Linked DNA regions of Homo sapiens: region 2 is linked to region 1. The links are chromatin loops, found by intact Hi-C in ENCODE. Cell type or tissue: CD4-positive, alpha-beta T cell. All regions are shown on one strand. Links, peaks and the distances in the headings refer to the core of each region. The heading gives the core; the rest is flanking DNA.

The links. Hi-C counts contacts between places; a loop is a spot of excess contacts. Peaks named below come from ENCODE experiments on the same cell type or tissue, not always from the same donor. Only the 100,000 strongest peaks of a DNase experiment are listed, where the experiment ranks them.
Region 2: a loop joins it to region 1, with 6 times the contacts of the local background. A loop is called at or near these places in 3 of 110 quality-filtered maps.

What each region holds. Positions count from the first base shown.
Region 1 is chr3:51,792,706-51,808,470 of GRCh38, reverse strand. It overlaps LOC105377087 (a long non-coding RNA gene), which reads right to left. Exons shown (of 3, transcript XR_940838.2): 3 at 2,449-2,883. Among named protein-coding and RNA genes, the nearest start is that of IQCF6, 21 kb to the right of the region's middle. RefSeq lists an enhancer at 5,860-6,611. In CD4-positive, alpha-beta T cell, for the core only: a CTCF peak has its summit at 8,367 (motif pointing right); a DNase peak (open chromatin) is centred at 8,370.
Region 2 is chr3:51,675,376-51,691,140 of GRCh38, reverse strand. TEX264 (testis expressed 264, ER-phagy receptor) reads right to left here. Exons shown (of 5, transcript NM_015926.6): 3 at 6,507-6,728. Among named protein-coding and RNA genes, the nearest start is that of TEX264, 12 kb to the right of the region's middle. RefSeq lists enhancers at 1-302, 3,535-4,150, 11,758-12,516 and a silencer at 4,544-4,593. In CD4-positive, alpha-beta T cell, for the core only: CTCF peaks have their summits at 8,638 and 8,843; DNase peaks (open chromatin) are centred at 8,860 and 9,490; H3K4me3 peaks cover 910 bases; H3K27ac peaks cover 1,693 bases.

The DNA of each region.
Region 1 (15,765 bases), core at 6,339-11,338:
GTTGGGTGCAGTATTCTACATATGCTGATCAAGTCAATGTTGTTAATTGTGTTGTTTAAATATTCCATATCCTTACTTACTAATTACTTTTCTTCTTATTCTATCAGACATTGAAAGGCCCACTACATTGTAAGTGTGCATATTTCTCATTGTGATTCTGTCAATTCTTGATTTATATATTTTATACCTATATTATTAGGTGCACACAGATTTATAATTAGTATATCATCCTGTGGGTGAAAATTTATCACTATGAGGTGAGCATCTTTATTTCTAGATGCTTTCTGCATTAAAATATGCTTTGTATGATATCATTAATTAGACCAAGTTTCTTTGGTTAGTGTATTTGCCTGGTTTATAATTTTCCATCTTTTTACTTTCAATCTTTCTAAATCTTTGTATTTTAGATACACCTCTTATAAGCAGCATGCTCTTTTGTTTAAAATCCAGTCTGACAATCTTTATCTTCCAGTTAGAGCCCTTTGTCCATTTACGTTTAATGTAATTATTGGTGTATGTTTCAATCTACTGTCTTACTATTTGCTTCATCTGTTATATATTTTTTTCTCTTTCTCTCTCTCTGTCCTTTCTTTCCTTCTTTTGGCTTGTTTTTTTTATTATTCCATTTCTCCCACTACTCTCAACTTCATTAACTTGGAAGTTAACACTTTTTTTTTTTTTTTTACGATTTACTTAGTGATTACCTTAGACTAGCACTATCCAATAGAAATATAATGCATGTTGCAAATATAATAATATAATCTGTGAGCCATATATATGTAACTTTAAATTTTCTAATATCCACAGTAAAAAAAGAAAAGAAAAAAGAAACAGGTGAACTTAATTTTAATAATACATTCAATTTAATTTAATATATCAAAATATTATCATTTCAACATGTAATCCATATAACATTAGTAATGGTATCATTTTCCTTTCTTTTATTCTCCTTTCTTTTCTTACCCTAAGTCTTTGAAATCTGGTGTATATTTTACATTTACAGTATACCTGAAGTAGGACTGGTCACATTTCTAAGTGCCAATAGCCACATGTGCCTAGGGGCTACCACAGTTAACAAAGCAGCCTTGTAATACGATATGTATCCTTAACTTATGAAAGTCTAATATAAATGTAGTACTTTTACCTTACCTCTTCTCAGACATTCAAGGAGCTCAGAACATTTTTATTTTATTTAATTCTCTTCCCAAATTATATAATTATTGCTTAATGTAGCATATTCGTTTGAATTTTTCCAAATATTTACTATTTTCATTGATTCTGAATCTGTCTGCCATTTAGGCTTATTTTCTTTGCACCTGAAGAATACCCTTTCGTATTTCTTTAAGTGTGATTAATTTTCTCAACTTTTGTCAAAAAAGTTCTGTATTTCACCCTAATTATTGAAGAATGGTTTCAACAGGTAGGTCATTAGTTATTATTTATTGCTTTCAGTACTTGAACCATGTAATTTCACTGTCTTCTTGCTTCCATTGCTTCTGTTAAAAAGTCAGCTATTAGTCTAATTATTCTATATATTTTCTCCTAACCTATCTTCCAGTTCAGTAATTCTCTCTGTCTAATCTGCTGAAACTTACCCACTGAGTTTTTAATTGAGTTATTGTGCTTTTCTGTTCTAAAATTCCCATATGATACTTTCTGAAAGATTTCAATTTCCTGCTGAATTCTCATTTTGCCTTCTATTTTCTTTAACACATTAAGGCATAGTGTGCTTACAAATTTTAAAATGTGTATAACTTCATGACCTGGATCCTCTGTGAGTCTGTTTTTGGTGTCAATTATTTCTCGTGTTTTGGGTGGGGTTTTTTTTTGTTCTGTGTTTAAGTTTGGGTTTTTTTTAATGGAGTGCTGGATGGTTGTATAAGAAAAAATTTTAAAATAAGTTGAGGTCTGAGATTATGCTGCCTTCCTTCAGAGGCGATTTACATTTGCTTCTGGTAGGTGACTGGAGCATTAGCAATCCTGGATCACTTTAACCCAATTTCAGAGATTAAGATGTGAAACAGGGCTTCCACCATGGGAAATGTTAATGGCCTATTTTAAATCCACCTTTCTCTTGGTATGGTATAGCCCTCTTGGCTTCCACTGTTAAATATTGGGGATTTACTAGTGTGCCCCTATCCTTAGCAGGCCTGGTCTCCAACTTTGAAGCCTCCTTACACAGAAACTGTCAAAAATTCTGCCCAAAATTTCAGCTCCTTGGCTTTCTAGCTGCCTTCTCACCACCTCTCCCACTCCCTCTACCACTACCCAGGAAGATGAGGAACCAGTTACCAATGTTTACTGATCAGGGTGACCCTTTTTATTTTTGGGAGGAATCCTGTGTGCCTCCACACAGGAGGCACAGCTCAGCATCCTCAGGACACTTAAGTATCTGATAGTAATAATCTGGGTTTCTCTTTTTTATATGGAACACCTACTTACCTTCTGCTTCCGTTAAAATATTTCTTCAACTTTCTGGGTCTCAATTATAGTTGCCTATGCATTTCTGTAGAGTTGATTTTATAGAGAAGAGATAGATTTGCATAAGATACGGTTATTTCTCCTTTTGGCTTATAACAATGACATCCACAACCCTAGCTTCCTAATCAGTCTCAGAGTCTATGAATTTCCAGGGTCCCTCTCATCCTGGGATAGTCATGGGATACTTCTGCCAACTGGGTAGATATGGCTATGTTTCCTATACAATGGCAAATGCCCAAAGCTTGTTTCTAGATGGTTCAGTCACCAGGCATGGGTAAAAGTGATGAAAAATCATGAGATCGAAAGTGACTACAGCCCAGGGTTAGGATGCTGGCCGCATAATTGAGTCTTCTTCAGGGAGAGGCTCTGTGGACAGGAATGCAACAGTTGTCTGTTTCCCTCCTGTCAAAGATAGGATAGGGGTGTAAGTAAAAATACGTGAAACCTGAATCCCATCACTTACCAAGTTCTCCTCTGTGTGGTCCGTGCACAGTTCTTTCCTGATACAGTCTTTTATGAAAACAGAAAGGTCGGGCTTGGTAGCTCATGCTTATAATCCCAGCACTTTGGGAGGCCAAGGCAGGTGGATCATTTGAGCCCAGGTATTCAAGACCAGCCTGGGCAACATGGCAAAATCTCATCTCCACAAAAAATTTAAAAATTAGCCAGGGCATGGTGGCACACACCTGTAGTTCCAGCTACTCAGGAGGCTGAGGTGGGAGGATTGCTTGAGCCCAAGAGGCAGAGGTTGCAGTGAACCAAGATTGCACCACTGCACTCCAGCCTGGGCGACAGAGTGAGATCGTCTCAAAAAGAAAAGAAAAGAAAAGAACAAAAAAGAAAGGACCAAGGCCACATTGCTCTTGAGGGCCCTCTCTGTACCCTCTTCTCAGGCCCTGACTGGCCCTGGACATGCGTCCCTTGGCCCTGATCCTTTGTCCTTGGGTCTGTTTTCCTTTCTGTCCTTTTGTGGCACTTGAGGATTTATCTCACATCAAATCTAGATGCTGCCTAGCTCTCCAGCTCTCCTCAATGCTTCCCAGGGAAGCAAACTATTCCTCTTTATTTTCAAGGTTTCATACATGGGGAACAAAAAAAAAAAGTGGGCATTGTAACGAAGTTTACAGCATTCATATAGTACTGATTCCCAAACCCTTGCTCCTTACTGCACATGAGACAGTATAGGAAACCCAGGTATTCACATGCTTGTTTTAATATGTCAGGGCTGATGCATCTGTTTCCTTCCAGAGGAAGCCAGAAACCTCAAGATTAGCTGTGACAACCAGCACCAGGGGGAGGGACAAGTCCCACTAGGACTTCCTGGCAGACCAGGTTCTCCTGGACTTCACCCACCCATCTATGTGTCCACCATGGCACTGTGTCATAGCTGTGGCAAGACATTCAAAAGGAGATTTTACTTTATTTCCCTTTATTACAAGAAGGATGGCTTTTCTTGGGCTAGCTCACATGATGGACGGCCAATACAAGATCAACACAAGGAAGAGGGCGTTCTGGAGATGCAGGTTTAAAAAGTCATAAAATGGGCCGGGTGCAGTGGCTCGCACCTGTAATCCCGGCACTTTGGGAGGCCAAGACAGGTGGATCATTTGAGGTCAGGAGTTTGAGACTAGCCTGGCCAACATGGCGAAACTAAAAATACAAAAATTAGCCGGCATGGTGGCACGCACCTATAATCCCAGCTACTCGGGAGGCTGAGGCAGGAGAATTGCTTGAACCGGGAGGCAGAGGCTGCAGTGAGCTGAGATTGAGAGATTGCACCACTGCACTTCAGCCTGGGCAACAGAGCAATACTCTGTCTCAAACAAACAAACAAGTCATAAAATGGAGCATCTGAAAGACTTGAATGGAATGCAAGGTAGCTCTGGGACTCCTCAGGACTTTAGTGGCATTCACTCTGGGCTGGTCTCTCCAGTTTGGCTAACTTTTTTATGCTCTAATTGTTCTTGTTACTACCATTTTTTCATGATCTCCATTGTCTTTGTTTTCTCTGCCTTGTAACATTGATGGCTTCATAATTTTGGCTGGTCATGACCACTATGACCCCTCATGCATCTATGCATATGATCCTCAGCTCTGCCACTCTCTGCCCAATTGTCTCCATTTACAATTCATACGTGTGTGTGTGTATGTGGACAAGATTTTTCAAATATCCTATTACCATTTTTCTGTCTCCTTGATCCATGAGTGTCTGAAATAGGTATAAATGTAGAATTATCTACTTTGTAACTTTGTAATTTTTTTTTTTTTTTTTTTTTGAGATGGAGTCTCACTCTGTTGCTCAGGCTGGAGTGCAGTGGTGCGATCTCAGCTCACTGCAAGCTCCACCTCCTAGGTTCACGCCATTCTCCTGCCTCAGCTTCCCGAGTAGCTGGGACTACAGGCACCCGCCACCATGCCCGGCTAATTTTTTTTGTATTTTTAGTAGAGACGGGGTTTCACCGTGTTAGCCAAGATGGTCTTGATCTCCTGACCTCGTGATCCGCCCACCTCAGCCTCCCTAAGTGCTGGCATTACAGGCATGAGCCACTGTGCCTGGCCCTTTACTTTGTAATTCTATCAGCCTTTTTATTTTCATATTTTGAAGTTATGTTGCGTACATAAAAATTCCCAAGTATTATAGCATCTTAGAGTAGTGTTCCTTTCATTGGTTTACAACTAGAATTGGTAAAGTTTTTCTATAAAGAACCAGGTGGTAAAAAGTTTAGGCTTTGACAACCATTCAGTATCTGTCACAACTACTCAACCCTGCCATTGTAGCTCAAAAACAACCACAGACTATATGTAAACAAAGGGGAGTGATTGTGTTCCAATAAGATGTTATTTCTAAAAACAGGTGGTGGGTTCAGCTGGCCTGCAGGCCATAGTTCGCTGATTCCTTGATTCCTTTTAAGATTTAAATTATATTTTGTTGTGGTAGTTTTCTTTGGTTGGAAATTTGCCGGATATATCTTTTTTCTATCCTTTTGTTTTCAAACTTTCTGTGTTACTTTGTTTTAGATATATCCCTTATGAACATTATATAGATCTATTAAATGTAATCTATCAAACTGCTTTTTAATTATCAAGTTTAACTCATTGAACTTATTGTGATTACTGATCTATTTGGACTTATTTTCATCCTTAGTCTGAAGATTCAGGTCTGTCCCACCACTGGGAGGGTAGGCTAGACTTCAAATTCAAGACACGACAGACTTTAATCTAGCACTATGTTTCCTTAGCCCTGTAAAAGATACAGGTCAGGAAATGAGCTTCACTCTCCTCAGGAGTCCCAGCAACTACTTAGAATGCAGATTCTGATTCCTCCCTAACCCCACCCACAAGGGGCAAGGAGGTGTGTAAACATCTGCCAGGAACGAGGTCCAGGTGTGTGCAGTTCCTCTTGCCACAGGGAGCCACTGCCTCATTTTTCCACTGGTCTTTTTTATCATGCCAGTCACACACGCACACCATCAGCATTACAACTTACAGCTCTCCCAGTTCAGAGGCTTCACGGTAACCGTGACAGATAACTGACCCCCAGTACGTGGCCTTCTGTCAAGCACACACAAGGCACACAAGAGAAAACGAAGGCCAAGGTCTAACCGATCCAATCGAGCCACTTCAGACTGATTGTTTCAATTACTCACATAGATAGAAAAAGGAAGATTAGTCAAAAGTGCCAGCTCCCTGTGGTTCTTGTCTCACACAACAAAAGGAACAACACAAAAGGGATTCGATGACTACAAGGCAAGTCGTGGGATACCCTGTTGCTGTTGAGCCAAGGGGGTCTAGACTGCAGCTATGTGGTTTTATATTCTGTAGCTCTATTCTGAGGGGCACGAGGCAGAAAGCCCCACACCTCATCAGGACTGGAGAGGAGAGAGAAAGCTGTCTCATGACAGCCTCCCAAGGGAGATAAGGGCCTCAGAGCATGCCTTACAAGCCTCCCATCCTCTTCTGTTCCAAGGGGGATCAAGAAGTGTTCTGCCAAGACTCAGATTAGCTGTGGTTCAAGCCTTCGCCTTTGCAGGGGGTGTAGATATATGCAAGGTTGCCATGGCAAAGTCATTCCCCTGCAACTCCATCCCTTGACATTCATGTGTCCTACTAAGAATTCTCAGGAGTGTGGGTCACCCCATCAGATACCCTAATTCATTATACAGATTAGGGCTTGAATAAGTGCGTTTTGTTTGTCATAGACAATGAGGTGTGTGACCATAACAATGACTCTTAATACTGTGATCAGGCTGACTTAGAGTACTGACTGCAGCCAGGCTTTCCATCTGGAGCCAGGCTAGCTAAATATGTCATGAAACCAGATGCAGCAAGAGGTGTTGGCACACACCCCCACCTCAACTGGCTAGCAGGAAGCCCAGGACAGCGCCATTGCCCATCACCACTTACACTACAAAGTTTAGAACAATTTGTAGACTGTTAAAAAAAAAAAAAAGAATCTAACAATAACAAAATGAGGCTAAAGGGAATCATATCAATGTCCAAAAAGGTTAATCTTGTTTTGTCATCTCCAGTGGAGGCTGTTTCTTTCTGGCTCTTGGGAGGTTTCCAGAGTTTTTAGATTAAGATTCTTCAATGAGAGTGGTGGCCGCAATTAAGTGGGGCCCGATGACCTACAGACAGGAGCTGAGAGAGATAGATGGTCCCTTCCTCCACCTCTGACGTTCAGGGTCTAAAGTGCTGTCTCTTGTTTAGCTTAGTTCAGCCAGAATCCAGTTCAGCAGGTTCTCCCCTCTGTACCCCATACTATCCTAGAACATCTCCCACCTCCTGACAGGTGGGCTGCAGCAGAACCACCGTAGGCACTGTTACCTCATATTGATGATCTGACTCTTTCGAAGAAAATGGTCTCAGAGAAAACCTGAAAATCACCTTTAGAAGCAGGAAAGGATGCAGGAAAGTTCCAGGCCTGCTTTTGCCCTTGACTCACAGGGTCCTCCCTCACTGCTGGAAAATCTTCAACCGTTCTCTCTAGGAATTTCACATCTGTAGGCCACATCTTTCTGACTCCAGCCCCTATCCCTCTCCCCCTCCCTTACTCTGCTCTGCCGTACCGGCCTCCTCCGTGTTCTTCAAACATGCTGGGCACGTTCCTGCTTCAGTGCCTTGATGACTGTCTCCCAGGTGGCTGCTCAACCTCCTCCCTCCCTCCTTCACCTCTCAGTGAAGTCTTCTCTCACCACAGATAAAATCAAGACCTCCTCTCCATGCCAGAATACTCTATCTCCCTTCCCTGTTTGATTTTTCTCTATAACAAGTATTACCATCTCAACATTCTCTATATCACTGCTACTTAAGTTCAGGAATCTTGCCTGCCCTTTTCACTGTTGGGAGCCCAGCCCCTATAACAGTGTCTGGCACATAGTCGGTGCTCAATAAACAAGCATTGAGTGAATACATTTGGCCTAAGCCAGTTAAATAAACCTCACCCACACCCACAGCACAGACTACTCAGCCTTAGGCCACAGACAAATGCCTGCCCTTGGCCACAGAGCCTAGTCATGGATTTCAGGCTACACTAAGCTCAAAACTTTTGTTCAAAGATTTGTTCATTGATTCAAAAATTATTGAACCATGCTATGTGTCAGGTACTGTCACTGGTATTTATTAAATAAAAGAATAAAACAGGCAAAGCCCTCTCCACATAAAGGTCACATTCTGGTAAGAGAGACAGGCCAATATATGTGCTTTCCATGAACTGGGAGAGATGATCATTTGTGACTGTGCTGCACTGACAAAGCATGTATGGATCGCATTGTCTAGTTCTAACAATGCTAAGCCTTACCAGCACAGGCAAGGGGATTAAAAAGATTTCCACAAAAACCCCTAGGCTGAAATGCACAAACAAGAAACCCTGGTGCTGATATTTTTCTCTCCCCTAGAGGGAGCTCCTCATCAGTCAAATTAAGATACTGTGGAAATGCTTTTAGAAAACAGATGTTTGAAATGTTTCCTTCTTTATGTGATTCTGTTGCCAAAAGGAATGTGACTCACTCATAACAACTCTCTCAGTCGAACACCTAAAACTTTGGAAATAGAATTTCCTCACCTACTTATTACTTACAAAATCATTGTATTGGTTTTGGACCCAGTTGTTAAAAATATAAAAATGCAACAACTTCTGACTGGTTTATAGAACAACTGATTATCATTAGGGAATATGAAATTTTTTTCACCAGACTTCAATAAAAACCTTTGCATAATTGGTGGATGCAACTGGAAGTGAATGTCTTGAGTTGGAAGACAGAGCCAATCACGCCATCTTCCCTCTGCATTGCAGGTCTTTGTGAGGGTCTTTTCCAGTTTCAACAGCCATTACAACCAACATCCAGGAACCGAGTTTAAACTTCAGACCAACAGGTCACTGTAGGACAAAAAGTTAAATCCTCACTCTCCCATGCCTCCTCCCTCCCCAACAAAAAACATAAGAGGAAAAACTAAACACCAACTCTCTGTTGATGTTCTTTGACATCAACAGACAGTTCATAGAAAACAAAACAGCTGGGGAAAGAAAGACTCTGAACATATGCAAGGATGCTCAACTTACCCATAAAAAAAAAACAGATTGATAACAGGTCCTTTGTGTTGGCAAGGATAGAGAGAAACAGGCAGTATTATATGTTGTTGGTCAAAATGTAAACTGGCAAAATTTCTTTGGATAGCAATTTGACAATAGCCATCAAAACTGAAAATGTACAGACCCCTTGATCCAGCAATTCTACTGTAGGAATTTTTCTAACCAAAAAATCCCCAAAAGTTGGCACCCTTTTAATACTAAAATAAGATGAGAACAGTGCAAGAAGAGAAAACTATCAGCCAATCTGATTTATGAACACAGGTATAAATATTAACAAACTGAATCCAATGGTGATTTCAAATAATGCTTGAATGAGTAGGATTTATTCCACAAATGCAAATATGTTAGTCATTCATCTTAACTACAAACATAAACAGATCCATATTTACTTAAGCAAAATAGAAGTGTATTGAAACAATATTTAGTAGCTCACCAAATTATCAGAAAGCCCAGGGACCAGGCTCAGAAAACAGGCAGATCAAAGAGAAGTTATGCACCCAGAACCACAGAAAACATCATACCACAGAACCAGCCTGCTGAGGATTCCAGCACCAACACAGGGGTTGCTATCCTGGTTCTCTGGATCCCAAGCTGCAGACTGAAAATTCTCAGCACACAAATTTGATTGGCCAATCCTGGTCACATGTCTGTCCCAGCAGCCAGGGGAGCTGAGAAAGTGAGAAACTGGTATTTTCAGCTCTATAATTAGAGGCAGGCTGTTTCCCACCCAGACAGATAAGAAGGAGAGTCCCCAGACATGGGGAAGGGAATCAGGTGTGTTTGGGCTCAGAAAACAACACCCCCAAAGTATAGCTCTTTGCCGTACTAAGCACCTTGAATGAAAGGCCTCCCAAGCTGCCTCAGAATCAAGGTCTTTGATCTTCCGTTGTTTCTCCCCCCAAGTGCGGGAAGGGGCTCTCTCTGAGTTCCTTTATCTGACTGAGGGAAGTTCTTTTAAAGAAACACAATTGCCTTCAATCCACTGTTTGAAATCAAATTAAAAAGGGATAGTTACTCACTGAAGAAGAAATTAAAGATCATCTGCATGAGCAGACTTTTCATCTGTTCTGAGGGCTGTCACCAAGAGGCTTTATCTGCATAATAAGACAACCTTTGGCTGGGCGTGGTGGCTCACGCCTGTAATCCCAGCACTTTGGGAGGCCAAGGCAGGTGGATCACGAGGTCAGGAGTTCAAGATCAGCCTGACCAACGTGGTGAAACCCCATCTCTACTAAAAATACAAAAATTAGCTAGGCATGGTGGCACGTGCCTGTAATCCCAGCTACTCAGGAAGCTGAGGCAGGAGAATCGCTTGAACCTGGGAGGCAGAGGTTGCAGTGAGCTGAGATAGCGCCACTGCACTTCAGCCTGGGCAACAGAGCGAGACTCTGTCTCAAAAACAAACAAACAAACAAACAAACAAACAAAAACAACCTTTGTTTGCAATGCAGTTCCACCCTTCACCTTCCTACAACTTATCACCACCCCTACTAGAGCCTAGAAGAACTTTGCCTTCAGCTATTGTTTGTGCTTCAGTCTCATTCATCCTTCTTAAAAATCATTTACTCTTCCTCTAGAATTGTCTACATCTTCCACTTTCCTCTCCCATGTGAAGAAGGTATTTAAGCTTCAATTATCTGACTTTTCTTTGAGTTTCATGCTTGTATGATTCCCATGTGCTTGCATGCTAATACATTTGTATGCCTTTTCTCTTGTCTGTCTATCGTCAGTCTATTTCAGCAGATTCAATTATCAAAACTTCAGAGGGAAAATTTAAACTTCCCTGGAGGTGTCAGGTAGCCTAAAATCTGGCTAAAGCCCACCACTGTGAGGAGGTTTCCGTGGGAAAAATATATCGATGTAATTTACCATATTAACAGATCAAAGAGGAAAACAGTGAAATCCTTCCTGCTTGAAGCTGCCTTTGCAAAAATTATAACTGAGAGAATTCTGACAGTGAAAGAGATCTGACCCAACTAACTCCATCTTGCTTCGAACCTCCAAGCTGTTCTTGTTCATTCCTGGGCATAGGCTGAACTAACTTTGGGAGGAATTTAGTTTGTAGCCCAACTTTGAAACAAAGATGGTAACAGCCCTTTCCAAAACAAACCTCCTTCCTGCCTGGGGGTTAGACTGCCTTTGCAGAACTAACAAATTAGCCACAAGATTAGAAATTATGGTTTAGGAGTCATGCAGTTAGAAGCTGCAAGATTATGGACCTCCCCAAATTGTCCCTGGGGATAACATTACTGTTGTAAAACCTAAGATCAGTACTTGAGATATTTTCAGACCCTGTACTTGATGGATCAGTAGACACCACCCAAACCAGTAAACTGGTTCATTTGGTCTTGTGGCCTCCCCACCCAGGAACTGACTCAGCACAAGAGAACAGCTTTGACTCCCTATGATTTCATCTCCAACCTGACCAATCAGCGCTTCCCACTTTCTGACCCCCTACCTGCCAAGTTATGCTTAAAACCCCCTATCCCCAAGCTTTCAGGGAGACTGATTTGAGTAATAATAAAACTCAGGTCTCCCATACAGCCAGCTCTGTGTGAATTAAACTCTTTCTCTATTGCAATTCCCCTGTCTTGATATTGGCTCTGTCTAGACAGCAGGCAAAGAGAACCCACCGGGTGGTTACATGCTGTTATTAAAAAGAAAAGCATTTAATAAACATCTTGATTGCAAAAAACAATTAGCACACAAGAATGGAAGGAAATGTACTTAATTTGCTAAGGCTAGATAAAATGAAACTCCTGCAAATGTCCTCACTGGTGGGAAAGCATAAGAAACAACCCCATTAAAGTCAGAGGGAAACGTGGTGCCACTCCCCACAATGCTTTTCAACGCTGTTCTTGAGTCTTTGTGCAACAGCAGAAGGAAGGAAAGAAGGAAGGAAGGAAGGAGGGAGGGAAAGAAAGAGGTATCATGCTGGAGGAAAAAAACTACAAAGTTGTCAGTATTTATAACTGATATGGTCACCTACTTTAAAAACCCCAAAGAATCAACTAACAAATTATTAGAACTACGAAATGCAAGGAGAATGCGATTATTATTGTAAGAAATTTCAACATCAGTAGCCAAAAAGCAGGGACATGGGGGAATTGAATAAACAGTAATCATCAAGCAGTCATCAGCAGATACATACAGAACTTTATATCTTTCAAACAGAGAATAATCATTTATTTCATATGTCCAGAGAATATTAACAAAGAACTGCCATGTACTTGGCCACTAAAAGAAGCTTAAAAACAACAAAAAAATAGAAATTGTATACATATTTTCAGTGATCATATCCAATAAAATCAGAAACAAATAATTTAAAAATTAATAAAAGTCTTACCTCATTGGAAATTAAGAAAAACTCTTAAAGGAAGGTGAAATCAAGATAAAATTGCAAACTACCCATAAAGCAATGAAAAAATAGACCACTTCCTAATAAAGCCTGGGCTTAGAGGGAATTTCACAGCCTCAATGCCTTATTATGGAGGATGGACCCCAACAGCCTCAAATGCCTTATTATGGAAGATAGACCCCCAAAATACATCCCAAAAATGTGGGAACTCATCCTAACAGTGAGAAAAAAGACAAAACAATCTAACATAAATGAAGACTAGGAGATAATAAAAGTTTGAATTAGTGAAATGGAAAACCAAGAAAAAAAGTTAAAGGAAAGATAAACTCAAAAGCTGTTTCTTTGAAAAACAGACAAACAAACAAACAGATAGACTCTCCAGTTCTCTTATAAACCAGATTAAAGAAAAAAAAGAGGGTAAAAATATACAAGACAGAAAATGAGAACTGAGACTCAACTACAGATGTGGTGAAATTAAAATTATATTAAGGAGAACAACACTATGCAAGTTTATGGCAAACCAAATTTGAAACTATTGAGGGAATGGATGGTTTTCTAACAAAATCTAAATTACCAAAATCAATCCAAGAAAAAATAGAAAACTTGAATAGAACAATTACCAAGGAAGATTATATTTTTATATATTAAATATTGCCCTGGAAGAAATAGTTTCATAGCTGAGCTTTATCTAACCTTTAGAGAGAAGATCATTCCAAAGATATTTAAACTATTCCACATAATAGAAAAAAGAAAAGAAATTCTCCAATTCATTTTACGAAGCCAGATTACACTTCATACCAAATCTGATAAAGATAGCTCCTCCCCCAACAAAAAGATAGACCAGAGAGGTTGGCAAACATTTCTGTAAAGAGCCAAATAGTAAATATTTTAGGTTTGGGGCCATACAGTCTCTTTTGCAAGTACTCAACTCTACCACTCACAAAAGCACTCCGAACAATATGTAAATGAATGAGTGCAGTAGTGTTCCAAATAAATCTTTATTTATGAACACTGAAATTTGTATTTGATATAATTTTCCATTGTCACAAAATACTACTCTTCTTTTAATTTTTTCGCAACCATTAAAAAATGTAAAAACCATTCTCAGGTCGTGAGATGTACAAAAACGAGTCGTGGGCTGAATTTGGCCCAGGGGCAGTAATTTGCTGACCTCTGCTATGGCCCAATCTCAGTAATCAATACAGATGTAAATGTAAAAAAATTGAACATTACCAAATAGAATCCAGCAGTGTGTCCAAAGAACAAGACAGTAAGAGTAAATAAGGGTTATTCCAGAAATATTCAACATCAGGAAAAGGTAGTCATATGTCTTTACATGAACAATTTAAAGGGAAAACAAAAAGCCCCCTGATCAACTTAATATATGCTGAAAATGCTGGTTATAAAGTTCAGCAGCCAATCTTAATAAAACTCTGAGAAAAACTAGAATAGAAAGAAACTGCTACAAACTGGAGACTAGTTTGTTGGTTTTTTGGTTTTTTTAGGCAAGGAGCATTCTAAATTGTTTAAAAAAAAAGGTGCAGCGGTGGGGTGGGGGAGTGGTGGCGGGGGAGGGGTGGTGGTGGCAGGCACAGTAGCTCTTGCCTGTAATCCCAGAGCTATGGAAGGCCCAGGAGGGAAGAGTGCTTGAGGCCAGGAGCTCAAGGATCTTGCCACTGCATTCCAGCCTGGATGACAGAGCACCATTTCCATTAAAAAGCCATTTGAATTAAAATTAGGACCCTGACAAGGATGCCTTCTACTATCACTATACACATTGTTGTGGTTCCAGCAAATGCAACAGGATGGCAAAATGGAAACATTAGAATACATTTTGAAAAGAAGATAAAAATTATTTCTTTCTGCTGCTGATATAATACACCTAGAATATACACCTACTATGTACCCATAAAAATAAAAAATAATAATAAGGTACCTAGAAATTCCAAGAGAATCTAATGAGGACAAAATAGAGAAATTAATAGAGAATTTGGTATGTGGTCTAATAAAAAATAAATACACAAAAATCTATAGTGTTTCTCTGTATTAACAAGAGCCAAATGAAAAATGAATTGGATAAAATATCCATCCATAATAGTAAAAAAAAAAACCCCACATCTGTTAAATACTTGGCAATCAATTAAATACGGAACCTGTATGAAGTAACCTGTAGGTCAAATTAAAAGACACAGAACAGGATCGGAAAAATGTCCTTAGATGGTAAGATTATTAACGTATTTTGCAAGAGAGAGAATAGATTATGATAGCAAATATATAATGAATACAATCCCAAATAAAATACCAATGGATTTTTAATTATACGCAATGATACAAAGGCATCTCTCTCAAAATAAATATCCAGTTACCAAGAAATCATTAATAAAGAACAGCCAGGGGTCCATCACCGTAGCTCACACCTGTGATCCCAGCACTTTGGGAGGCCGAGGTGGGCAGATCACCTGAGGTCAGTAGTTTGAAACCAGCCTGGCCAACATGGTGAAACCCCGACTCCTCTAAAAATACAAAAATTAGTGGGGTGTGGAGGCACACGCCTATAATCCCAGTTACTCAGGAGGCTGAGGCAGGAGAATCGCTTGAACCCAGGAGGTAGAGGTTGCAGTGAGCTGTTGTGCCACTGCACTCCAGCCTGGGTGACAGAGTGAGACTCCATCTCAAAAAAAAAAAAAAAAAAAAAAGAGAATAGACAGGGAGCCCAGACTCAGCACTCTAAAGTAACTGTACCCCAAACAATAGGAATAGACATACAAATGATCAGAACAGAGTGGACAAACAAAAAGAAATAGACCCCAACTAATATGAAAATTTAATAAATGATAAAGGTGGTATTTCATTTTTATGGGAAAATCACAGCTTCTTTAATAAATAGTGGGTCTATCTAGAAAAATAAAGTTGGACCCCTCATCTCTCAACACATGTCAACATTAATTCCTGGTAGACAAACTCTAACTGGAAAATCAACCCCTGAGGTGGCTGACTCCCAATTCCCAGTCAACCGGTTCCAGCACACTCTGGATGGCCCACTCTTGACAGGATGATCAGGCAATGAGATGTGGGCCAGGATAGCTCAGACCCTTCCAAGGGCCCTAAGAGAGAGGGGCACCCACTTTTTAAAGCCCTTGTTCCCAGTTCCTGGGGTGTCCAACTTGGATGTGTAGCAGCAGCAGGAGATCTCTGGCCAGCAACAGCTAGGAGTTGCCTGCCAGCTGGTGGACTCGAGCAAACCCTTCCACACCCGAGGTTTAGTCTACACCAGGGCTCCCCAAACCCCAGGCCAGGGACCGTAGCAGTCCATGGCCTGTAAGGAATGGGGCCA
Region 2 (15,765 bases), core at 6,397-11,396, 120 kb after region 1:
CCTGTGCTTTGCCTCGGCTCCCCCAGCAGTCTCCTAGACCTGAAGCCTCAGCCTCCAACTGTGACTACCAGGGTTGGAGAAAGAAGGAAAGAAAGCCCACCCTGGGGCACCATCCCGAGCATATCCCAAATTGATGACAAGTTCTCAGCCTCTTGGTTCCAGCCCCACTTATGTACAGGATGGAGTGGCAAAAGGCATATAGCCATCGGAACGATCCTCGGCCTAAGGGACCCAGTCTGGACTCAGCTACCGCTCCATCCCTTGACCTTGGGGCACCTTCCTTCCCTAGGCCTCAGCCTCCCCATCTGTAAAACAATGGGGATGCTGGCTTTGATTAGGACTCTATGACGCCTCCTAGCTGGTTCCTCCATGCGCAGAACAATGACACACACAAGAGACCTCAGTAAATAACTGCTGAATAAGTGACTGAGCTGAGATGCCAAGAGGGCCTCCCTTGTTAAAAATAAAGTTTGGAAGCTTCCCATGTTAGCTTGGCAAAGGTGACAGGCAGGAAGAGGGAAATGACCACAGATTTCACATTCCTGCTGGGGCTCCCTCACCTGCTTTTTTTTTTTTTTTTTTTGAGACGGAGTCTTGCTCTGTCACCCAGGCTGGAGATCAGTGTCGTGATCTCAGCTCACTGGGCAGTGTCGTGATCTCAGCTCACTGCAACCTCTGCCTCCCGAGTTCAAGCAATTCTCGTGCCTCAGCCTCCTGAGTAGCTGAGATTAGAGGTGTGTGCCACCAAGCCCAGCTGATTTTTGTACTTTTAGTAAAGATGGGGTTTCACTGTGTTGGCCAGGCTGGTCTCAAACTCCTGACTTTAGGTGATCCACCCACCTCAGCCTCCTAAAGTGTGGGGATTACAGGCGTGAGCCACCACACGTGGCGTCCTCACCTGTATTTCCCCGGCCGAGGCCTTGTTGCTCTGCACTGGTGTTTTGGCCCCAGTGTGGACTCAGACCCACCGACTGACTCCCTCAGGGTCACTGAGGCAGACTAAAGGGAAGCAAACACAAGCGGTTCTGTGCCCACTGGACAGAACACAGGCTGTGGCCAGGCTGTTTCGAGCTTCCTCACAGCCACTGCTCAACAGGCTGACCCATTTCCACAGGCAATCTGCTGGGGCCCACAGGCCTTAGTTCCAAGCTGGCTGCCCCATAATGCTATCACCCACCACTCAGGAGTTCAGTCACCACCACCCCAGGAGAACTCCAACCTGCAGCTCCCCAGGGTCCCTCCAGGTCCAGCTTCCAATCAGTCACACTCCCCTCAAGACAAGTGCCTCTCTTTGGAGCTCCTGCCCTACCTGCACAAGGGCTGGGCCCTGGTGCCTCCCAGCTCCACTCATACTGCAGTTACAGCATCCTCAGGATCGAGAACAGACATGTAGTGGGCGGGACTGGAGGTGGCATCTGCCCAGTTTTGCCCCTCTCTTAGGACAGAGGTTTTCAAACCAGCTGAGCCTTAGAAGCTCCCTTCCAAACAAAAGCTCAAGACACCTGGGTTGTAAAACTCACAGGCAGAACTACTCCAGGTGAAGCAGGAAAGGGTCTGAGTACAGCTCCCACCACAGGCTGATAGCCACAGGGCACCTCAGCACAGCCAGGGCAGTCTGAGAACTATGGTCTGGGGTCCTTGCCTTACTTTCTTACTTTACTTCCTTCCTTCCCTTTTTTTTTTTTTTTAATGTTTTTACTTTTATTTTTTTGAGATGGGTTTCACTCCTGTTACCCAAGCTAATGTGCAATGGCGTGATCTTGGCTCACTGCAACCTCTGTCTCCTGAGCTCAAGCAATTCTCCTGTCTCAGCCTCCCGAGTAGCTGAGACCACAGGTGCACGCCACCACGCCCAGCTAATTTTTTTGTATTTTTTTTCTGTAGAGACGAGGTTTCACCATGTTGTCCAGGCTGGTCTCAAACTCCTGAGCTGGAGTAATCTACCTGCCTCAGCCTCCCAAAGTGCTGGGATTACAGGTGTGAGCCACCATGCCCCCTTCATTTATCTATTTATTTATTTTTGAGACAGAGTCTCACTCTGTCACCCAGGATAGACTGCAGTGGCACAATCATGGCTCACTGCAGCCTTGACCTCCCAGGCTCAAGCGATCCTCCCACCTCAGCCTCCTGAGTAGCTGGGACTACAAATGCCTGGCTAATTTTTTTTCTGTTTTTTTTAGAGGCAGGATCTCACTTATGTTGCCCAGGCTGGTCTGGAACTCCTGGGCTCAAGTGATCCTCCCACCTCAGGCTCCCAAAGTGTTGGGATTACAGGCATGAGCCACCACACCTGGCCTTATCCCCTTTAAGCCCCTGGTAAGACAGTCCCAGTCAACCCAGCTGTCCCAGAATTCGGCCACCAAGGTTCCCCTCACAGGCTCACTATATTCGGTGACCCCTCCTTACTTACACGCTTTTCTCCAATTTGATGGTGGATAGTCAGACATTAGTCTGACCTCCAGGGCCACCTGCACTCCCCAGCCAATCAGCCACTACATGAACAATGCCCTGTAACACCCTAAACTTGGGAGAGGAGGCTCAAACCATTTTACAAAGACCCTCCCCCTAAAAACTCCCTGAAATCAGAGACCATGGGGAAGGGCACTTTTGAAAAAGATTCTGGACGGGTCTGGGAGAGAAATCAGGCATGGGGGCTTGGCTGTGTGTCAAACACTCTCAATGGCCTTCCTCACCAAGTGCTACAGACAGATATGAGCAAACTGCACTAGAGACCTTACACACACAATCCCACACATCGAATTCCCAGGCCCATCCCTCAGTCCTGGTCTGTTCCATGTGTCCGAAGCCTTCCCTGGACACTCATTAAGACTGGTGAATTTGGGGGCCTCTGCCCATTGCTCTGGGCTCACATCTGGGCCCCATCTCCCCTCTGCAGGTTTGCAATTTCAAGCAAGCTCTGTTCCATCCTGCAGCTTCCAGAAGATACCCCTTTCCTGGGACTTGGGGAGTGGTCTCCTCCTGTACTAGAGGCCACCTCCTTGGACTCCAGCGGAGCAGCCTGACAAAGCTGAGGCATCTTCCATATGGAGTGATGGTCACACAGTACGCATGGATTCCAGGGGAATGAGTGTTCAGCCTGGGGGCCCTTAGCAGTTTATATGGAGAAAGGCAGAGTTCCAGCATCTATAGCAGTTTGCCAGGCTGCCAAGCTGGGGAAGGCTAGCCAGAGAGCCAGAGGCTGCCATGCAAACCAGGAAAGCTGAGATCAGCCATCCCTTCCAGAATCCCGAGAGTCCTGACAAGTGCTTCTCCTTGGGCCTCTCGCCGTGAACTTCAGGTCCCTCTGTCCCATGAGACCAATCCTGTTCCAGGCTCAGGCACATCTGCAACTCCCGGGACAGCAGCTGCTCTCCACCTCCCAAACCCGAAGCTAAGATCCATTCACCCCTGCCCCTCACCTAGCCTCTGGAGAGGCTGGTGAGCCTGCCAAGTCCTCCCCCCGCAACTCCTGGCAGCAGGGCTCCTGGCCTCTCTCACCCCTGCCAAAGCAGAAAGCTGACGGCTGCTGTCATTCCATTTGAAGAGCCTTCACAGCAGTCCCAGATCCAGAGAGAAAAAGAAGGGTGTACACACGCGCACGCACACACAGTTAAAAGCTGTCGGTGCTAGAAGAGTGAGACGCAACTAGTCTCATTAGTAATCTCCTTTCTCTGACCTCAGGGCAGGGGAGATGAAGGCAGGGATGGAAGGGAGCCTTATACTCTCTCCTTGCTGTCTCCTGGGCTGAGAGAGGCACAGGGCCACCCCTGTCCACTGCAGGCTGTGACCAGCAAACAGAGCTAGCCCCTTCCTCATCTCTCCCCTGGCTTTGTTCCCCAAGACGCAAGGTCAGGCTAAACACAGGGGCAGAGGCAACCCCCACACCCTGCTGCCAAAACAAGCCCAGGACCTTCGGCCATGCCTCTTCTGTGGGCAGCCGGCCTCTATCTTACTCTCCCCGCTGATGGCCAAGCCCACACAAGCATGCCTCACACCTGTCTCTGGGAGAAGCCCCTTGCTCTCCCCCATATCACTGGCTTCCTTGTCTCAACCCCCACTCCAGGAGCACAGCTGACAGGCTCCCATGGGAGCGGGGAGGAAGGAGGAAGGGCTTTCATCAAAGAGGTGACGTCAAAACCAGGCAACTTGTGAAGCTGTCAGGGGCCGGGAAATTTGGACAAAGGTGTCTAAAAATAAACCCCTGAAGCCAGGAAAAGGCTTTGGTGGCTGAGTTGCTCACCACCACACCACATGCCACATGTCCTGTTCTGAGGTCTGGAACCCAAGAAGTCTCTTTCCCAGGGGTGCCCCTCCAGATGGGCCCATGAGGTTGAGGATGGCACCGACAGGACTGGAGAGGCCTTCCTTGAATGAAATGGGGCGGGACTCCCCAGAGGCAGCACACTAAGCAGGCCTAGGGCACTGGTATCTTCCTTCCTGCCCACACCACCAGCCAGCCCGCCCCCACCTCCAGTCCAACCGCAGCCAGGCAAGCACATCCTGCCCCACACCCCTTTTGGCCACCACCCTCCAGCTCACAAAGGAAACTCCCCTCTATTCTCCCTGTGCCCTTGCCTTATCACCGTGACAGCCCTCCCCTTTCCAGGTCTTCTCACTCCTGATTCTTCAAACCTGTCTTTGACCGCCAAGGACACAGCTGGTGACCCAGGGCCTCATTTATTCATTCCTCAGCCCCAACACCAGACTCCAGGGACATCTGAACTCCCATTTCCATCATCAACGCTGTGTCCCTTTCCCCAAGCTGCTTTGGTGAACAAAGTTGCAAGGATCCTCCAAGTGTACCAGGCTCTCACTCCCACTGACTCTCGTCCTGTTCCCTGACCCCTGCCACACTGGCCACGCCCTCTGCGCAGCCTTTGCTGCCACAGGCTGTCCACTGCCTACCTGGTCCCACAGAGGCAGGGAGGCACAGGGCAGCCTCCCAGGTCAAATACTGCCAACAGGCTGATGTCCCCAAATATATCCACCAGCCCAGCCTTTCCTCAACTCCAGGCCACACATACCATTGCTGACTCCACACCCCCCAACTTAGATGTATCTCAGGCAGCTCCCCTGACATAGCCCAAATAGCTACCTTCCCCCCAAAACCAGGGCCTCCCTCAGTTCCCCACATGTCAGTGAAAGCATCACTACATACTTGCCCACCTGCCCAGGCCAGAGGGGAGCAGAGCCCTCTGTGACTCCCTCACTGCCTCTCCTTCCACAACAGTGAATCCACCCAAAGTCTATCAGTTCTATCCCAAAAGTGATTGTAAATCTCCATCCTTGTCCACAGCTCTATAGCCGCTGGGCCTGCCCAAGCTGCCACCACTCACAATGGGATTCATGACAGCCTCCTAGGCTAATTCCTTAGCCCCAGGCCTAAGCATCTCCACCTGGTCCCAGATCTGTGGTCCAGTCCCACCCTGCCCAGAGATGGGACAGCTCATCTTGTACAGACGTGGCTCCAACTGTGTTATTTTCCTGGTTGGAACACTGCAGTGACTTCCTGCTGCATTTAGACCAAAGCTCTGACTAGAAGTTCTTATCTCCTCTCTAAAGGCTCTTCTAGGACTCTGCCTTGAGGTTATCTCCTCTGAGAGGCTGTCCCTGACCATTCTGTCCAAGTTGGTTCCCTGACTTTTCTCACCCTCTCCTTCTCTAGCACACGTCCTATTTTTGTCTGATATTTATTACCTATCTTCACCACCTCACTGTGAATGGCTGTTTCATGCACCAACGTTTCATTCACATTGTGCCCATTATAGCACCTGGCACACAGACTATAAATACAAGTTAAATGAATGAACAATCACGTCCAAGCCCAAACTGGGGTCATTTCCCTAGCAACCAAGTTTACAAAACGTTTAGGGGAGGAGGGATGTGTAACAGGGCAAGTTTTAAAAAAATTTCTGTAGACACAGAAACCCGTCAGATGACCAGGTGACTGGCTCTCCTTCCTCCAGGAAGGTTGGGCTGCCAGCATTGCCAGTAACCAAGTCAGGAAGTAAAGGAAACAGAGCCTGCCACTGCTGTCCCAGCCCTGGCCTCTGGGAGCAGATGTATAAGCCCATGCACAGGCAGGGCCACGGGCAATACATGATTACCTGGGGCCTGCCCAGACACTGGGAGCCTCAGGTCCTTGCTTTGCAGGCCTCCAGCAGGATGAGAATAAAGTGGCCTGTCCATTCATCTGAGCCAGGAGTGTGGGATAAGCACTATGGATGTCTTTGGTCAAAGCCAGAGCCAAACTAACCAGATCAGATTTATGAACAAGTTCTCCATGCTCTTGGGATATGCTCCGGCTTCCAAAAGATCTTGGGCATCTGAAAGAGATGCCAACAACCTCTGCCCATCTTCCTAGCTCCACAGGTACCTGTTCCATGAGGGCCCCAGGGTGCTGCTCTCCCAAAACCACTTCTTCCTCCCATTCTAGGCAGTCCTCCTCAGCTCCACCCAAGGGGCCTGGCTGTCCCCAACACACACACCCCAGGCCTGTGCCTCACCTTGATGTAGGTGTCCAAGGCAGGATGGACACGGCGGGTAGCCAGCCAGATGGACAGAATGGTGGTGTAGGGGAAGGTGGCTGTCACCACATGGCTGGGTGCCGGGAAGGAGAACACCTTGAAGCCAAATTTCTGGTAGAGGTCGATGAGCTCAGGGGAGGGCGATTCCTCACCTTCACTCAGGATGCTGCCCACGGCACATCGGCACTTATCAGGGGGCACCTGGGGAAGCAAAGCATGGGTGTGAGAGTTGGCCAAAGGAAGGAGGCCCTCAGACCTCCTTCCTCCTGGGACTGTGCCAGATCAGGCCTAAAAGAACCAGCAGCTCTGACAAGCCATGCAGCCCCAGATACCAGGACACAGCTAGCTATTTTCTTACTGGAACCCACCTATGGCCCCTGCCTGTGGCATCGTACCACAGGACTCTCATCTATTCCTTCAACAAACATGCCATGCCCTGTGGAAACCCAGGGATCATAGTGAGGGGTTAGACTTGGTCTCTGCCCTTCTGGAGGCCAGGAGAGGGAAGGGCGGAGAGGACCTCTGAACCATCACCCTCCACATGGCTCCACTGAGGGGGCCCTTCCACCCCACCATAAGACCCTCTGTCAGCCCCCACGCCCCAGGGCCACCAGCAGAACTGTACAGTGGCTGATCCTGCAGCCTGGGTCCAGCAAAATCCTATTAGCTAATTTCCCTCCTATCTCCTGGAGAAGAGCAGGCTTTACAGGCAGAGAAATTATGGCAGGCAAGGGAGCAAAACTGAGGAGTGGTAATAAAGAGCTCAGAGCCCTCCACGGTCATGCCCTAGGAAAGCAAGAACACGTGTGTGTGTGTTTACACACATGCTTGCAGGGTCAGGACCTGGCAAGTGGCTGAGGAGGGGCTGCAGGAAGCACCTGTCAGGACATAGGATTGGGATCACTGACATCTGGGTTGCTGGTGAAATTCTGTGAAGAGATCATCCTCCCCACCCCTCTGGCAGGGCCAGCTACCATCACCAGAGCCTCTAGACTTCTTCTGCAACCCATGGCCCATCCAGGGACCTATCCCACTTCCTAAGTCCCTTCCTGGCTAAAAGCCAAGACCACTGGTTCCCCTCCAAATCTCTGTAGGTTGCTAGTGCCTGCACTTCCCACTCTGCTTGCCTCCCTACCTAATTTCCCTCCTCTGGCTCCCAGAAACCTCAGCCATGTAAGGCTCCTATGTGAGCCTCCAACACTTCCTAGGACTGAATGAATGCTGCAAGGCCCAGTACTCATTTCTCCTCCTGGCATCAAGAGGCCTCACTTTGTCTCACCTACTGCTACCTGTTTCCCACGTCAGCTTTCCAGGTGCCTAAGTCTGTACCAGCCTTCAGACTGGGCCCTCAGAGACATATGATCTTGAATCCAAGAGATTCAGCACAGACCTTGTACCCTCAATCCTGGGTTTTGCTCAACTCTAAAGGCTCCTTTCTCCCTACCCACCGCAAAAAAATTTTTTTTGCCAGCAGTTCACCTTCACAGGGATGACCCCTAAGTTTAAACAGGCTTCTCCCTCTACCTCCACTTACTCCTCTCCCCAGCCCTCCTTCCCAGCACTGTGAAGTCATTATTACCTGTTCTCACCTCTCCCTCCCATTACAGCCCTTTCCAAGCCCTCTCTGAAATCCCCTGGGGGTTTCTCAGCCCTGAATGGCCTCCTCTACTCAGGCCAACCCAGGCCTTCCTTTTAGTCACAGTTTGCCTGGGACTTGGGCACCTATTCCAGGCTCTCACTTCTAAGCAGACCCTAACGGTCACCCTCAACTGTCTGCAGCTCTGGTCCCCTTGCAGCCCCCTTGAAGCCTACGGCATCCAAACCTGGCTCAGAGCTTTAGTAGCAGGCAACCGGGTGTAGTGGTCAGAAACACAGCTTGAGAGAGGCAGGCCACGGTGCGAATCTGAGTCGTGTGATTCTAGACAAGTCCCTTGGGTTCTGGGAGCCCCAGTTCCTCAATATCTACTTACAGAACTGCCATATTAAACAAGAAACTTCACGAGAGCTTAGCCTGGGTCCAGCATTCAGCAAATGCCCCATAATTGTGGTTATTAGTAGCTATGACACAGTCCAAACAACTGTCCATGGCCTAGAATGCCCGACCACCCAAACCTCTGAATATGCAGCTCCTCCCTGCCTGTCCTTCCGGTTCAAATACCCTCTTGAAGAGCCTTTCAGCGTGGCTCAGTGGCACTCTCTTCTCCCCCAGTATTTTGCTGTAAACTTTCTTGCCCTCCATAAGTCTACCTTGCACACAGTCACTTCTTTTGGCCTGAAGCTCCTCCCACCCCACCCAGAGGCACAGGAGATCACTGCAATACCATCTCTTGTCTCTAGATGGTGGAACTGCCCTACTCACACGCCAAGACTTGAGAATGACCAGATAGGCAGGAAGTTATCTGGCAGGCCTCCTGCTGACAAGCCAAGAGACACTGCCTGCCACAAAGCCTATCTTCATGTCCCTGACCCTACCAACCTGTGCTGTGCAAAAGAAACATCTACATAAGTCATATGGAGAAACGGATGAAAGGTCACTTATTCTCTTCCTTTCTACAGCTGGCTTGCCTGGGTTTGAGTTCCAGGGTCTTTCCTGGGAACGCTTCAGCAGGCCTTATGGGACTCCCAGCTCAACATCCTCTTCAGTAGCCAAAAGACACCAGAACACATGTGGTCATCTTGCTCAGAACCTCTCAATGGCTCCCAATTTACCTCTAGGATGAAACTAAATTCACAAGCCAATAGGCAAGGCTCTTTTGGAGTGGCCCACATAATACTGCATGAATTTGCCCACACACTCACCTTGCACTCCCTTTCTGCAGCCTCAGGCCCCAGCAGGGGCCAGAGCCCAGGTGGGCAGGCACCAACTGAGTGTCTGCATGGCAGAGGGAGGGACAGATCCAGGCTCTGGCCCAGCCCGCCTTGCCAGCCTCCTCACCCGCCACACCCCCACACACACCCACATGAAACTATTTGCAGCTCCCCAAACATGCCACATCCTCCCATGCTTCCTGCCTTTGCGTAAGCTACTTCCTCTGCCTGAAATGTCCTTCTTCACCCTATTCCAGAGTCCCTTCTGACTGGGAAACTCCTGCCCATCCTGCAAGACTCAGCTCAACTTTCCCCTTCAAAGCCTTCTGTTGCTCTCCACCAAGCAGCCCCTCCTCTCTGATCCCAAGTACCCACCAGGGAGCAGGTGTTGTGCTGCACTGTAACTGATGGCCTCCCCATCTCTCTCCATCACTCCAGGCCTCTAGGCAAAAAGGTCCAGGATCCTGCGCACACAGAAAGTTCTTGAGGCATGCTCAGTGACAGTACATGCATGCACACACAAGCAAGCCCTGCACCATAACAAACTTCCTCTCCCTCCACCTGGAGAAAAGGCAGAGCTCCTGTCAAAGTGGAAGAAGGGAGCTAAGAAGACAGGGCTCCCAGGATCCAGGAGGTGTGTGGGGCACAGCAGCTCCTTTCCTGGCTAAGCAACTCCCTAATTCCACAAGTAAGAACACTTCCTACCTCCTCCCCTGCCCTGGCCTAAGGAGGAGCCTAGAAGGTCTCTCAGCAAGCCTACCACCCACTAAGTGGCCCCATGCAAAGTTGAAGCTGGGAAGCAGCTGAACAAGGCACCAGCAAGGAGGAAATGGGACAGGCCCTAAAATAACCTAGGGAGTGGCAAGGCTGATCCAGTGGCAGAGGAAAGCTTTCCTGGCCTCCCAGTAAAGCCCAGACCCGCCTCCAGGGAAAAGGCCTACTAAGGCTGTCAAGTGCCCAGAAGGTTGGGATGTCCTGATGGGCAAGAGACCCCATCCACCTTGGCTCAATGAGTATCTGTATTTGGGCCGAACCCTAGGACATAGGCCTGGGCCTCCCAGCCCTACCTGCCTGCTCCTCTTCCTCCCCAGATCAGCTATTTCTCTGGGTACCTCTGCCCAGAACAAGAATTGGACCAGAACTAGTACCTACAAGGAACCACATCTGGGAAACAGGGCAGTGGCCAGACCCACCACCACTCGGGGTAAAGACAAGCCCATCCAGGATGTGTCCTCAAAGCAAGAGTACCAGGAAAACAACAGAGGCATGCCAGGCCCCAGAGCATCTCCTTTGGGCTGAAAAGCCTCCTGAGTCCCATTACTGGGAGGAGAGGGCAGTCTGCTTAGAACCTGAGGCTTCCAGGTACGAGCTAGTCCCAAGGCTGGCCCCACTGCCCCTTCCTGAGTGGTGTCACAGTGCCCTGCCGACCCTATTGTGTGAGGCTATAGCGAAGACAGCCATCTCGGGGCCCCTGCCAAGCCAAGACCTCGCTGAGTCTGGGAACTGGACAAGACTGATAATCTTCCAGGATGCAGGAATGAGAAATGGTGTCAGCGGCCCAGACCAAATGTAGTCATTGGGTTCAGGGTTAATACAAACTGCCAACCCCAGGCCCACAACCTACACAACCTGACAGGGACAGCAGCACCATCTCTCAAACCCAGGCACAGAGGGCTGCCCTTACTCTTCCCATGCCAGCCCACTGACCCAGAGCTACCCAAGTTAAGGGGGAAAGTAGAGGCAGGGCCCTTCATTTGCACTTGTACTCCCAAGGGAATAGACGAGCTGCACTGGCCCATGACTAGGTGGTTGATACGGGACCTCGTTTGCCCTCCTAGGTGCTACAGGTCAACACGCCAACCCCCAACTTCCCTGGGAAGCTTATGCCCAAAGGCACACGGAGACAGGCACCAGTCAGGACACGAGATGATGCAGACAGCTAGGCCAGAGGACAAGCCTCATTCTTCAGGCTCGGGAGGAAAGAAAGGAGTCAACAAGATACCAGCCCTCAAAGGTGAGTTTACTTAGAAACCTTTCAGGAACCTTCCTCTATAACCCTACACCTTCAAACAGAATCCTAAAAACAGCTGATATCTGACCAGGCACTCACCACTTTCCCCAGACTCTGCCTTCCAAGCATAAGCTCATTAAATCCAAACAGCCTTCTGTGGTTGGTACTGTTTTCAACCCTGTTCCCAAGGCCCAGACAACCAAGCCATTCAGCCAAGGTCACACAGCAAGGGAGTGCTGAAGTCAGGATTCAAACTCAAGCAGACCAGCTTCAGAGCTGCGCCACACAACCCAGGGGCATCCAGGAGTCCCGGAAATTGGCCCTAGTGAAAGCGGGCTGCACAATGGCTTTTCCCTGCACTGTGCCGCCTCACATGGCCCAGACAACCTGCAGGAGGCTGGGACTAAACCAGAGAGGCAGGCAGGGTCCCTAAAAGTACAAAGTCCCAGTGGCATGAGGTCCTCAGGCAGGACTGGATGTCAAGTGTGACACCCACCTATTTAAAGAACTGGGTATTGGGCCATATCATTATCAATTAGCCCCCACAAAACAAAAACCCTGAGGTAGGGATTCTTTTATCCTCATGTGACAGATGAGGAGACATACTCAGACAGGCCAAGTGACTCACCTAAAGTCACACATTGGTTAGCAGTGGAGCCTTGATTCAAACCCAGAAGGGCAAATCCGAAGCCCCTTCCTCTCACACCTCGTCTCACCTCACCTCAAGGACAGTTCTAGTGGGCAGAGAGGAGCTCGTGCTTCCAGACCTGTCCCACATAGTTAACCTGCTGCACAGCAAATGCCTGGACTCCACCTGGCAGAAAATAACCATGGAGTAACCAGGATAGGGGGCGGCCTGAGCCCTCAGGAAACATCCCAGCCCACATTCCCATTGCCTTTGTTGAGGAGGTCAGTCCTGGGAAATCCTACTCCCTCACCCCTTCCCAGGCTCCACCCAAACTAAGTGCCTCCAGGGAGGGCAGGGAGCCTTCTCTCCACACACACTGAGGGAGGAGGGAGTGTGACACAGGCCTACATCAGAACTCTCACCAGCCTCTGTGAGGCTGTGGTCATGCCAGCCAAATGACCACAGGCCCCTGCAGACCTAGTGGCCCTGGGCCTTGGTTCTCATTGGACTAAGGGAAAGGGGGCTTCAATGGCAGTCTTGTTTACTAAAGGCAGAAGCAAGTACCACCAGTTCCCCAACCCACTCCATGCCTGGAGCAAACACCACCTCCTAGGTAGTAGATGTAAGCAGCAAATATAGGCCCACTTGGGCCACATAAATTGAACTAGCTGCCACACCCATCTTGCCCCAGCCAGGCTCCCCATATAAGCAAGCAGGCAGGTTGCTTAAGCCCCAAACATAGCAGCAGAGGTGATGGTGGCACAGGGTGGGGCAGGAGGTAGAGAGCCAGCCTGGCAGACAGGATGGGCCCACAGGCACAGTGATAGCAGCCCAGCCACTAGGGCCTGTCCACAGGCCAGAGCTGGCCAGGATCAAGCGAGGCACTCAGGGTCCTCTCAGCTCCTTCCTTCCCCTCCAACACTGAAGGCTCCCAGAGGGACCAGGCCCCAAAAGGGAGCCTGAAGTCACTTTCCAAGCCCCCAGCACCCACCGCAGAAGCAGGGCTAAAGGCAGAGCAGTTTTTCTAGTCAGGACCCTTCCCCAGTCATGCAAGGGCAGTATGGACCAGTGTGTGTAAGGGAGATCTGTGACTGACATCCGCCTACATGTGATCCTTATCTCTGAACTCATACCCCATCCCTTGCATACCTTGAAGAGGAATGGCCCACACTCCATGAATGCTGGGCTCTGAGGTGGGTGAGTACACCCATGAGCCCCTGCCAGGGTCTGTCCACTTCCCAAAAGACTTCTTCCCCACCTTCCCATTCCCAACCATGCCAAGGGTTTCAGGGATGGAGAATGGAATCCTTCCTCCTGCCTCACAAGAACCACTCACCCAGACCTGCAGCCTCTTCCCATACAGGACTCCAGGGCACAAGGCTAACAGCTCCAGCAGCAGCTACTATGAACAGGTCCACACCAACTGCCACTGTCCAATCTTAGTGGTACCCTTTCTTGTGCTACTTCCTGGGTCCACACCCAGCCTAGGTGGGACCAGCCTACTCCCTGCCCAGCTGAGGACAGGACGAGGCATGGCTAGGGAGCTGTCCGTCACACCTCATGGGGTGGGCAGCATCTAAAGCCAGGTGGCACCTCTCACCTGGTTACTCACCACCCCACTCACAGAGCCTGACACAGCCTCACTGCCTCCCCACACTCACAGAGAAGCAGGTTCTGGCTCCTGTCACTCTGGGCTAGGGAAGGACACAGTGGGGGTGGGACACTGAACAGGTCAGCCTCTATTCTCTTTCTCTGAGAACCAGAGCATGCCACGCTGCACACTGCTGGTGGAGGCAGCCTAGGGGACAAAAACCTTTGGTTCTCAGCCCACTCCAGGACCAGGATGGGGCCTTTCCTCTAGGCTCCTAACACCCACACACTGGCAGGTCCTGGTCCCCATGGTACCCTAGTGCCCAACACAGAGCCTGGTACAGAGCAGGTGCTCAGATATTTGTTAAATGAAAACAAAAACATATGAGATCAGTGCCTTTCTCCTACTATCTGAATCTGTTTCTCCCTCCATAATATGGAGTGTGGACCAGGAGGCCTCAGGTCCTTCCGGACCAGTCTGTGATAGCCACGAGCACCTGAAGCCTGGGGGTCCATGGTTCCCTGAACCTGTTACAATCTCTGTCAGGCAGAGAATGCACTGACCAGCTCCAAGAGTAAATGGGGACCCAAGTGTCCCTGAGCCATCCCAGGTGCCAAGTGTGACCTAGCTCTAAATGGGGACACAGGTGTCTTCTGGACTGACCCAGGACTGGGATGGGCAGGGTCAGAAGGGCCACCTTGACTTGTTCATCATCCTCTGTGCCACCCAAATGACCACAGCCAGGCCAAGGGTCTAGGTTTGCTCAGTCTGACCTCTCAGCATATGTTAGCACAAGTGGTTTTCCCACCCATCTTTGTTGTTGTTAAGCATCTGTTGAGGGCTAAGTGCTGGGGTAAATGCCTCACCTATATCACTTAACTCTTCTCAGTCTACTATGAAGCAGGTATTTTATCATTACTCTGCAGACAAGGAAATAGAGGCTCAGAAACATTATGGGATATGCCTAAGATCACTCAGCAGGACAGTGATGGGACAGAATCAGAACTCGGGACTGCTAGCCTCAAGGCTGTGCTCTCAGGCCACAGTCCCCCAGACAAGCACCCTAGTCAGACTATGACCAACCAACCCTGGAGACCCAGGGCCCACCCCATGGGGTCCACCACATCTCTGGGAAAGCTGCAGGAGGCAGTGGCCAGGCCAGAATATCCCATGCCAGGCTTCTTCCATCTCACTCTTCCCTAGACCAGCCTCCAGCACTGACCCCAGGGTACCCTGCTGCCTTAGCCCTTTCCCATCCAGGAATTAGCACCTCCAACCCAAGAGGCAACCTGTTGATTCCAGAACAGGCAGACACGCCAATGAGAAGACAGCCAGCTGCAAGGACTCTTCTTGCAGAAGGCTCTGACTGGGCCAGGTGTGGAAGGGGGGGCAGGGCCTTACACAACGGAGCCCTTGAAGGGGTGAGGGTCACACATCTGCTCTAGGAGCTCCCCATAGCCCACTGTCTGTCCCATCCCACTCAGGCTCCAGTGCTCCCAACTTCAGTTAGTGCCATCTCCTGGCCATGTGACTGCAAAACCTCAACCAACCCATGTCGCCTCTCACCTGGACCCAGCCCAATCTCTTCTACGGCCTCCTGCCTCATCTCCTTCCCTCCTCCACCTGCCCTTCAGCTAACTTCCTAAAACAAAGGTGGCAAATTGTGCCACATCCTTCTTCTCAACCTGCTGTACTTCCCCACCACCTGGCTGGGCAAACCCTTCCACCTTTCTCCACCCAAGACATGTCTACTAACCACAATTCTCTGGTCATCCCATGTCTTCAGGCTCTTGCTGTCACAGTTTTCTTAGCCAAGTACCCCTTCCCAACAAAGCAAAATTCTACTTACATGAGAAGGCCCAGCTGAAATCTACCCCTTCTCTGAGCCTCCCCAGCAGACTCATGGCAGCCTCCCTGAACCTACAGCTCAAAGTTCTGTGGACATCAAGCACAGTGTCTTGTTGGAGAATCACTTATGTGGGGCTGACATGTCAGCCACACAGAGCTTCCTGAGGGCAGAGCCAGGTCTGATTCATCTCCAGAGTGTAGGTGTAGAGTAGAACCTGGCACAGAGAGGGAACCAGTACATCCTGTTTCAACTAGTGCCCCAGTAAGCCGGTCAGCACACATTGGGTAGACTGCAGGACTTGTGCACTTGAGCTCTCCAGGCAAGGAAATCAGAGCTGGGGATTCCAAATGC